Regions from separate parts of the Homo sapiens genome. Here region 2 is linked to region 1. The links are chromatin contacts, found by Hi-C or POLR2A ChIA-PET in ENCODE. All regions are on one chromosome and are shown on one strand. Each heading gives the region's core, a stretch centred on a gene start or an enhancer-like site at or near the end of the contact. The rest is flanking DNA. Distances are from core to core; before and after follow the strand shown.

Evidence for each region. A loop is a pair of places that touch in the nucleus more often than their neighbours do. ChIA-PET counts read pairs that join two places held with the same protein, here RNA polymerase II (POLR2A). Pooled maps may share reads with other maps.
Region 2: a loop to region 1 is called in a pooled map, with 4 times the contacts of the local background. The contact joins two enhancer-like sites. A Hi-C loop is called at or near these places in 6 of 50 pooled maps. POLR2A ChIA-PET finds 5 or more read pairs at or near these places in 2 of 52 experiments (activated B cell and activated CD4-positive, alpha-beta T cell).

What each region holds. Positions count from the first base shown.
Region 1 is chr2:96,240,390-96,245,731 of GRCh38, reverse strand. STARD7-AS1 (STARD7 antisense RNA 1) reads right to left here. Exons shown (of 4, transcript NR_046322.1): 3 at 5,044-5,342; 4 at 3,109-3,855. Among named protein-coding and RNA genes, the nearest start is that of TMEM127, 23 kb to the left of the region's middle. RefSeq lists enhancers at 3,569-3,618, 3,639-3,898. Within about 2 kb of position 3,696, at least 19 of the 41 ENCODE cell types and tissues checked have a DNase peak (open chromatin) inside an H3K27ac peak, as active enhancers do.
Region 2 is chr2:96,482,804-96,487,937 of GRCh38, reverse strand. No RefSeq gene overlaps it. Among named protein-coding and RNA genes, the nearest start is that of NEURL3, 20 kb to the left of the region's middle. RefSeq lists enhancers at 1,489-2,138, 1,824-2,516. Within about 2 kb of position 1,762, at least 34 of the 41 ENCODE cell types and tissues checked have a DNase peak (open chromatin) inside an H3K27ac peak, as active enhancers do.

The sequences.
Region 1 (5,342 bases), core at 2,447-4,946:
GCGTTAGGGAGGCAGCCTGCTTTACTTGCTCCACCAACATAAATGCCAGTCCTACCCCACGCCCTCACAGATGGACCCAGAGTAATGTTCAAGCTGATATCTGGGCACCCCATGGTCCAGTCCAACTGACACATAAAATTAATCATCACAGATGCCTTCTTCAGCACATGCTCGATATCTAACAAATATCTCTACGGTGAGATTTTCCCCCCAACCTTGGGCCCACTTAAGAAAGATGTTGAACTGGGCGCGAGGGCTCACGCCTGTAATTCCAGCACTTTGGGAAGCTGAGGTGGGTGGATCACTTGAGGTCAGGAGTTTGAGACCAGCCTGGCCAACAAGGTGAAACCCCGTCTCCATTAAAAATACAAAAATTAGCCGGGCGTGGTGGTGGGCGCCTGTAATCCCAGCTACTTGAGAGGCTGAGGCAGGAGAATTACTTGAACCTGGGAGGCAGAGGTTGCAGTGAGCCAAGATCATGCCACTGCACTCCAGTCTAGGTGACGGAGCAAGCCTCCGTCTCCAAAAAAAAAAAAAAAAAAAAAAAAAAAAGAAAGATATTGAGAAATTGGAGAGGGTCCAGGCAAGCATTCTGAGTGGATGAAAGGTTAAAAGTTCTAGAGAAAAGGATGTAATAGCAATCTTAAATGTGTGAGGAGATAATTATTTATTTGCTCAAATGTGTGACTTAAAAAGGCACGCCTTCTCTATAGGACTGTTTCCTTATATGTAAATGAGGGGCTGAACTGGGTGACTTTACAGTCCTGCCAGCCATAAAGATCCATGACTTCCTGAGAGGGGGCTGCCACGCTCTGTATCCACTGTGGGAGATGAAGAAGGACTGAGGAACTGAGCAGTTTAGCTGTAGCCTGTAGTACCAGCTACACAGGAGGCTGAGGCAGGAGGACCACTGGAACCCAAGAGTCTTGAGGCTGCAGTGCACTATGATCATACCTATGAATAGCCACTGCACTCCAGCCTGGGCAGCACCACCAGACCGCATCTTTCTTTCCTTTCTTTTTTTTCTTCTTTTGATGGAGTTTCGCTCGTCACCCAGGCTGGAGTGCAATGGGGTGATCTTTGCTCACTGCAACCTCCATCTCCCAGGTTCAAGTGATTCTCCTGCCTCAGCCTCCCAAGTAGCTGGGATTACAGGCATGTGCCACCATGCCCACCTAATTTTTGTATTATTAGTAGAGACAGGATTTCTCCATGTTGGCCAGGCTGGTCTCAAACTCCCAACCTCAGGTGATCTGCCCACTTCGGCCTCCCAAAGTGCTGGGATTACAGGTGTGAGCCACTGCTCCTGGCCTCTATTTATTTACTTACGTGAGTTTTTTTTTTTCCAATAGGTTTTTGGGGAACAGGTGGTGTTTGGTTATAGGAATAGGTCGTTTAGTGGTGATTTCTGAGATTTTGGTGCACCTACCACCTATGCAGTGCACACTGTACCCAATGTGTAGTCTTTTATCCTTCACCCCCTTCCCACCCTTTACCCTGAGTCCCTAAAGTCCATTGTACTCATCTCTATTAAAAAAAAAAGAAAAAAAGGCCAGGTGCAGTGGGCAGATCACTTGAGGTCAGGAGTTCACGATCAGCCTGGCCAAAATGCTGAAACCCCATCTCTACTTAAAAAAAAAAAATTAGCCAGGCATGGTGGTGTCTCGGCTGTAGTCTCAGCTACTCAGCAGGCTGAGGCAGGAGGATCACTGGAACCCAGGAGGCAGAAGTGGCAGTGAGCCAAAATTGAGCCACTGCCCTCCAGGCTGGGTGACAGAGCGAGACTCCATCTCAAAACAAAAACAAAAACAAAACAAAACGAACAACAACAGCAGCAAAAAAAGGCCAGGTTCAGTGGCTCACACCTGTAATCCCAGCACTTTCGGAGGCCGAGGTGGGCAGATCACTTGAGGTCAGGAGTTCGAGACCAGCCTAGCCGACATGGTGAAACTCCGGCTCTACTAAAAATACAAAAATTAGCTGGGTGTGGTGGCTTGCTCCTGTAGTACCAGCTACTCGGGAAGTTGAGGCAGGAGAATCACTTGAACCTGGGAGGCAGAGGTTGCAGTGAGCCAAGATTGCACCACTGCACTCCAGCCTGGGGGACCAGCCAGACCTTGTCTAAAAAAAAAAAAAAGGAAAGAAATAAATTCTTTTCCCATCTTTCTTTCTTTATTCTTATTTTTTGAGACAGCGTCTTCATCTGTTGCCCAAGGTAGAGTGCAGTGGCACAATCGCAGCTCATTGCAGCCTCTATCTCCTTAGGTTTAAGCAATCCTCACACTTCAGCCTCCAGGTTGCTGGGACTACAGGTGTGCAACACCACACCTGACTGATTTTTTTTTTTTCTTTTCTGTATTTTGTAGAGATGTGGTTTTGCCATGTTGCCCAGGCTGCTCTCAAACTCCTGGGCTCAAGCAATCTACACACCTCAACTTCCCAAAGTGCTGGGATTACCACCACACTTGGCCCTTTTCTCATTTCTAAAGTGGGTTGTCTTTTATTGTTGAGTTTTAAGAGCTTTTGTTTGTTTTTGCCATCCTGTGCCACTCTGTTGCACAGGATGGAGTGCCGTGGAGCCATCTGGGCTCACTGAAACCTCCAACTCCTGGGTTCAAGTGGTTCTTCTGCCTCAGTCTTGAGTGAGCCACTACGCCCGCCTAATTTTTGTATTTTTAGAGAGATAGAGTTTCACCGTGTTGGCCAGGCTGGTCTCAAACTCCTGACCTCAGGTGATCCGCCTGCCTCGGCCTCCCAAAGAGCTGGGATTATAGGCATGAGCCACCATGCCCGGCTGAGTTTTAAGAGTTTTTATATATTCTAGATACCAGCCCCTTATCAAGTGGCACAGAGCAACTATGGCAGAGGGCCTACAGAGATTAAGTTTGTGCCCCATAGATATACACTAAAACATTTTGGAGAAATGGAAAAATATGGATTGATACTTTCCATTGCAACAGAATTCTTTTAAAAGACAAAAGAACCTTAGATATCCTCACCAAATTTCAGGATGAAGAACACAGATATTGGAAATTCTTGCTCTAATCTTACCTAAGGGTGTATTAGTCAGTGCTGTTTTAGTTGCAAAAACTAAAAACTCAACTCAAATTAGTCATGGAAGAAAGGAATTTATTGGCTGAGCAGCGGAGAAGTTAAATCCTGAGGTGAATTTGGGGCTCCCAAGATGTCTGGGCCTCCTCACTCCCCCTCTTCCAGCTCCACCCCTGATCACTGGCATCATTTCCTGGCCAGGCCCTTCTCTAGCCTTCAGTGTGGCAAGAGAGCAGTTTCATTTCCGGCTATCTCAGAGCACTGCATTCAACAGAAAACAAAGCAAGCCCTTTCCTTGGAGTTTACAAATGACTCAGGATTCACTCTGATTTGACCAAGAGTCAGAACCCTAATTGGCCAAGCCTGAAGTCACTTGTCTACCCCTGATACTGGGAATAGAATGCATGGATGAGAGGGAGGTGGGTGGTTCCATGAAAAGGAAATTCAAGCACTTTTCCTAAAAGAAGGGGGAATGGATGCTGAAACAACACGTCTCCCACAAAGGGAGCAGACACTGGGCTTGTGAAGCTGCCCCATACCTTCCCCACAGAACTGGGTTTCCCTCCTTGGTGCCCCTGACGGAGCCTTGTCTTCACCCTCCATTATGTATTCATCATGTGGCATCGTCACTGTTTCCTCCTCTGTCTCCAGAGTGTCTTCTCTTAGTTCTCAGCTAGTAAGAGAAGGAGGCTGGGCATGGTGGCTCATGCCTGTAATCCCAGCACTTTGGAAGGCCAAAGTGGAAGGATTGCTTGAAGCCAGGAGTTTGAGACCAGCCTGGGCAACAAAGTAAGACTCCCGTCTCTACAAAAAAGAAAAAAAAAGTTAGCTGGGCATGGTCATGTGCACCTGTGGTCCCAGCTACTTGGGAGGCAGAGGCAGGAAGACTGCTTGAGCCCAGGAGTTTAAGGCTGCAGCGAGCTATGATTGCACCACTGCACTCCAGCCTGGGTGACAGAGTGAGACCTCATCTATAAAATTTTTTTTTAAATGCAGGGGTGAAGGAAATAAGGAGGTAATTACTGAAAGAATGAAAGGTCATGCTAGAAATATACCATAAAATGCAATGGGGACTCAAAGAAGGGCAAGATTAAAGGGGACAGGAAATCTATTCTGGGGTGTCTTTGAGGGCCCTGAGAAATAAAACAAAGGAGTGGCAACAGGAACCAAAATATCCTCTTAATTACTGCTAGAGGGCTGGGCTGGAGGACACAGCTTTAGACCTGTGAACTAAGTGAGCTGCTAATGCAAATCCCACTAGGAGGCAGGCTCACCCGCCCAGCCATGGTAGCCCTCAACCAGAGAAAGCCTCCTTTAGTCCTGCAGGAGTGCAGCCCCCTCAGCGAGAGCAGTGGGATTTTATACCCTGCATGCAGCTCACCCCCAAGGTGATGGAGGGGCCCACTGGCCTACACAGGACCAGTTTCCCCTCCCCACCTACCTATCCAAGCAGTCATCTTTTATTTTCCCTGGGGCAAAGTAATAGAGGGGTGGAGAGAAGGCAGGAATGTTACCCTAGTGGAACTCCCTGAACAGGGGAGGAAACTGGTAAGGTTTCCAAAAGCTCATGGAGACAGTGGCATTTAAGATGGGCCTCTCTTAAGGTCCTGAGCAGGAGGAAATGCAGAGACTCTGGGCCAACACTCCTAGATGTGGCTTCTGGTCACCCCCACTGTCAAGGTGGCTCCACTCTTGCCCCATGGCTCTCTGTAATAACTGCCCTCTTGCCTTGCCTGCTGGCCTGGGTTGCTATGGTGCAGTAACTCTACAGCTTGGTACTTGGGTCTCGACTTGTTCATACATGTTGGTGCATCTCTGTGCCCTAAGATTCTCTTCCAGCTATAGCTGGCTCTGTTTCTCTGCACCTGCCACACTGCAATGAGCAGATCTATTTCCAGGTCTGGCAGCCCCTGCTGCTGGGCTCCTTCCCATAGTGGTAAACTGGGCCAGGCTGAAGAGATGATATTAACCTAAACTGAGCCAGATACTCACCAACTGCAGGGAAGGAAGGAAGCAGGAGTGTGTGCTTCACTTTGCTTCCTAGGCTCCAGACCCCCAACTGCCCGCTGGGAAAACAAGGGCAGCTCTTGCCCACATGAAGCAGGGAGCCTCGCTCCTGAGGCAGGGCGCTGGTGGAGGCTGCCTGAATGTGTGTTCTCACTGGCGACTTGGATCTGGTCCTGAGAAGAGTTGACCCGAGATGTCTTTGGCCTTGCAATTCCACATACAGCCCCCTCCTTGATGACAAAAACAGATGCTTCCATGAGGAGTTTTTGAATTCGGAAGAAATT
Region 2 (5,134 bases), core at 513-3,012, 240 kb before region 1:
ATGACCTGGCAGCAATTCTCATGACAGGAAAGCACTTGGAAACAAACTTTATATATTTACCAATAGGAAAGTGGTTATATCAACCATGGTTTATCCATATTATAGAACATTGTGCTGTGGTTCCAAGGAATAAGTTTTTATTTTTTGATTTTTTTACTTTATTTTGTTTGGAACTAGGGTCTCACTCTGTCACCCAGACTGGAGTGCAGTGGCGTGATTATAGCTCACTACAGCCTCCGCCTCCTGGGCTCATGCAATCCTCCCACCTCAGCCTCCCAAGTAGCTGGGACAACAGGTGGGCACCACCACATCTGGCTAATTTTTTAAATTTTTTGTAGAGACAGGATCTTGCTGTGTTGCTCAGGCTGGTCCTGAACTCCTTGGGCTCAAGCAATCCTCCTACTTCAGCCTCCCAAAGGTTGGGATGACAGGTGTGAGCCACTGCATCCAGCCCAAGGAATACGTTTTCATTATGTTTCTGACATACAGGATGTAGCATACAGTAAATGTCATGAATATAAAAATGCATAAAATAATGTGTGTGTGTGTTGGTATATGAATGGCAAAGGGTCCAGGAGGGTAAGAGAAGTGACCCTGGGAAAGGACTGGGATGGGGATGTGATTGGGAGGACTTGAACATTTCACTGGCATGTGGGGACTTTTTTTTTTTTTTTTTTAACAATGAGAATGAGCTTACATATTGGTTAAAAAGCCAAAAACAGTTGCTTTGGGAAACAGTGGTGGCTCCTCAAAAACTTAAACACAGAAGGACTGTATGAGCCAGCGATTCCACTCCTACATATATACCCAAGGGAATTGGAAACACTTCCACACACAATTTGTACACAAATGTTGATGGAAGAATTATTCATAATGGCCCCAAGGTAGAAATGAATATTATTTGATCCTTAAAAAGGAATGAAATACTGATTCAGGCTACATCATGATGAGCCTTGAAAATGTTATGCTAAGAGAAGGAAACTAGTCACCAAAGGCCATATATGCACGATTCCATCCATATGAAATGTCTACAATAGGCAAATCCAGAAACAGAAAGTAGATTAGTGGGTTTCAGAGGCTGGGGAGAGGCAGAAATGAGGAGTGACAACTAAAGGGTACGGAGTTTCTTTTTAGGGTGAGGAAAATATCCTGAAATTAATTATGCTGATAGTTGCACAACTTTGTGAATAGAATACTAAAAACCATTGAACTGTGCATTTAAAAAAGACGAATATTATGATAATGTGAGTTACATCTCAATTAAAAAGTTATCCAAAACAAAACCTCTCCAAAATAGACAAAGAAGCGCTAGTGGGGAAAAAAGAGGAAGACGATATTAGCCCTGGCAGCAGGAACAGCTGAAGAGGAGATGCCTTTTGAGCTGGTCCTACAGGGAGAGTTTGGAAGGCAGAGGGGAATGGATGCCGGTCTTCCAGACAGCAGGCGCGGCACATGCAGAGATGGCAAAGGCAAGGTGTGCTGGGGGAGCTACGAGGAGGTGAGGAGGTCGGATTGGCCCAAGCAAAAGCGGGGGGGAGAGGCGAGAGGGAAGCGAGATGGGCCTGCCCTAGGAGCGCTCTACCGGCTGCGTGAGTGGCGGTGCCCGTGCCATCCCTGGGGCTGCAGGAGGTCTGATCTGCCAGGGCCTCGGCCAGCCAGCAACTCACAGTGCTTGTAAGGCAGGCTGGGAGAGAGGCAGGCTGCGGCTAAGTTTCGCTTTCCTAGAAGCCTGAGATCACAGGTTCCCTTGACGTGAGGTCACTGGAGTAAAACAATGGAGGAAGCGTGTAATGAATCATTATCACAGGGGCAGAATACACGCAGTAAAAAGAAAGTAGAACTGCAACCAGGGATCTTTAGCGTCCTGTAAGCGGAGGCCTGCCCGGGCTGGCTCCAGGGACCTGCTACGGGGCTTTCCTGCAGATATGGGAAAATTCCCTCGTCCAGACTTTCACATCAGGCTTTCTGTTAGATCAATTGGAGAGGGAAGGGGGAGACCGGGTCCACCATGTCACCTGCCCCTGGCGCCCATCGCACACAGGGCCCCAGCGTGCTGTCCTCATGAGGCCTCGCCAGCATTACTCCCTGATGGCACTCCTCTCGCAACCCCCACCCCCACCCCTGCACTGCACGCCCTGACCCCCCTGCTGATCAACTGTTGAAGAAATTCCACTTGGAAGAAGTCTACAGTGGGGACTGGGGGTCCCGCGTGTGGGGGATGACTCCTAAGCCTGGAGGCAGAGGGAAGAGAACCGCGCACGGTCCCTTCCTCCACAGACCTGCACAGCAGATTAGCCTCTGCTGCCAGCTGCCCTGCTCCCCAGTCCCTTCCTTTGAAGGAATGGGTGGTAGGATCTCCACAGGAATCTAGAGGTGGTGCCTCTGTGGTTTTCTGGCGCAGCCAGCTTGTTTCTCTCAGATCTGTGTGAAGTGCGAGGGGCACAGCAGGGGGTGACATTCTCATTTTATAGCCAGGAAACTGAGGCGCAGAGGCTTTGTGTGACTTGCCTGCAGCCACACAGCAGCCCATGGTATGGTTGGGACCAGATCTGGAATCGCTGAATCCCAGCCAAGACTCCCTTCTGCCTCAAGCTGAGCCATTTATGGCTTGACATGGAGGCGGATCACCTGAACAGTCCCCATTCCCCACAAAGTTCTCAACAAAAAAAGGGCCAACTTGGACACAGTGATTGAGATGGAGACTGACCACGAGAGGAGGGCACTTCCTAATCCCCGTTTCTGGCCCTAAACATCTTCCTGGCTTTCTGTTCAGGACCCCTCCTGACTCCCTCAAATGCTCTTGGATTCCGCTGACTTAAAGGATCAAATACATTTTGGCTCCTTGCCTGTCTCCCCCCAGGAGTATGTGCAGTCCTGGGGCTGACAGGGACTTGGAAGGAGAAGCCCAAGTGTCTTATTCCTTTTTTTGTTTGTTTGTTTGTTTTTTACTGTTAGAACACCACAGACTGGGCAATTTATAAAGAAAAGGGTTTATTTGGTTCATAGCTCTGGGAAGTCCAAGGGCATGGCTCTGGCATCTAGCGAGGGCCTTCATATTGAGTTATCCCAAGGTGGAAGGTGGAGGGTAGGAGGGAAGATGGGGACTGAACTTCACCCTTTTATCAGGAACCCATTCCCTCAGTGACTAGCTCACTCCTGCAATAACAATATTGTTTCACTCATGAGGGCAGAGGCTTCATGGCCTAATCACCCATCTCTTAAGGTCTTCACAATGGTAATTAAATTTCAACATGAGTTTTGGAGGGGACATTCAACCACAGCACCAAGTATTATATTGGAGGGAATAGACTGCCTGTCCTTTCCCTAAATTGAGACTAAGAGGATATGACCATTGGCTAAAATGGGGGGAGGCAGGCCCTTGGGTTACCCTAAGGTAGAACCCTTTTAAAATATTTGTGAGGAGAGAGGGTCCCATACCTGTGTAGCAAATGTGTGTTCTCCCAGTCACAAGGAGATGTCAGGAAGTGTGTGTCCTCTTGGGGGATAGACTGGGGGCTGGCCTCTGAGAGGCCCAAGGCTGGCTTTTTCACCCCCAGTGAATGTATGAGGCCCAGAAATTCGATGCTGTCAGCACGCAGTGGGAGCAGCTGTCACCCCTACTCCTTGGGGTAAAGCCGAGAGAAGTGTGAAACAGCCCACATGCCCATGGCAGCTGTAGAAAGGCCCTGCTCAGACTCCTGCTGTGAGGAGCACAGTTGACAGACCCAGCCTGTCGTGAGCTTCCCTCCGCCTCATCCTTCCTGACGCCATGCTTCTCCAATCTTTGATGTGGGAGCACCAGATAGAAGTACAGGGAGGCGGTATCTGGGCATCCCCTTTCCTGGGGGATGTGGGATGCCTGTAATGGTGACATTGTTTAGAGGACTCCTTATCAGCCTGGCCCAACAATTCCCAGAATGGCCCTGCAGCCCTAGACTCTTCCTGTCCACCCTCTTTCCTTCCCCTCTCCTTTCCCAGGCATCTGAGTGCAACATTCTCCAGCTCACCCCCCTGTCTCCTTCATAGGCATTTCCCCCAGTCAGTGTCTCATATGTCCAACTTCGTCTTGGTATCTGCTTCTGGGAAGACCCAACTTCTACAGTGTCCAACAAAAGAATGGATGAACTGCCGTGTGGTCATGCAGTGAATGAGCTAGAGCTATGAGTGTCACATAGACAAATCTCAAAAATATCATGTTTAACTGGAAAAACCACATCGCAGAAGGGGGCTTCAGATAGATCCCTGCTCCCAACCCACCAGCTGCTCTAAGCACTTCACGCGTAGTTACGCATTTGATGCTCACACCAACACTCAGCATCATCCCCACTTTGCAGATGAAAATATCTAGGTAAATCACCTCACTGTGCCTTGATTTCCTCATCTGTAAGATGGGGATGACAATAATGCCTCCTTCATCACATGATACTGTGAGCATTAAACAAGCGCAAAACATTGAGTGTTGCTCCTGCTGTATCGCTAGCTTCTTTCGTCGCCGTCATTTGTATTTCCTGATTAATTCTGTTTTCCTGTCTGGAAGGCCACATCTTCCTTAGATATTTAATTGCTATTGTTGTAGTGTCCATATCTTGCTCATGGTTTTCTCTGGCTTTAAGGTCCTTCATGCCAACAAAAGCTGGGAAAGGGTCGTGGGAAGAGATGGAGTGTCTGGGAGGGGCATGACCTAGTCATGAATTCTTTAGCTGAATTACATCAGAGGCACCAGGCCTCACAGTGGCCAGGAGGGCTTGTTTGTGTGCTTTCTGGGTGGGGAATGAAGGGGCTGCCCAGGGCCAGGAGGCGAGGCTGCCAGGTGGGCTGAGGACCACCTGTGCCTATCCGCGAGGCTGGGAGCCAACAGGGAGAAATGGCAATGCAGCACCTACTGTGTGCTGGGCCCTTTCCATTCAAGCTCTCGTTTCATCCTCACAACTGTCCCCTTTTCTGGAGGAAAACCGAGGTTACTGGAAGAGGAGGAGCCACCATGGAACTCAGGTCCATCTGGCTCTAGGTGAAAAGTTTTTTCTTTGAGACTGAGTCTGGCTCTGTCGCCCAGACTAGAGTGCAGTGGTGCGATCTTGGCTCACTGCAACCTCTGCCTCCCGGGTTCAAGCGATTCTTGTGCCTTAGCCGCCTC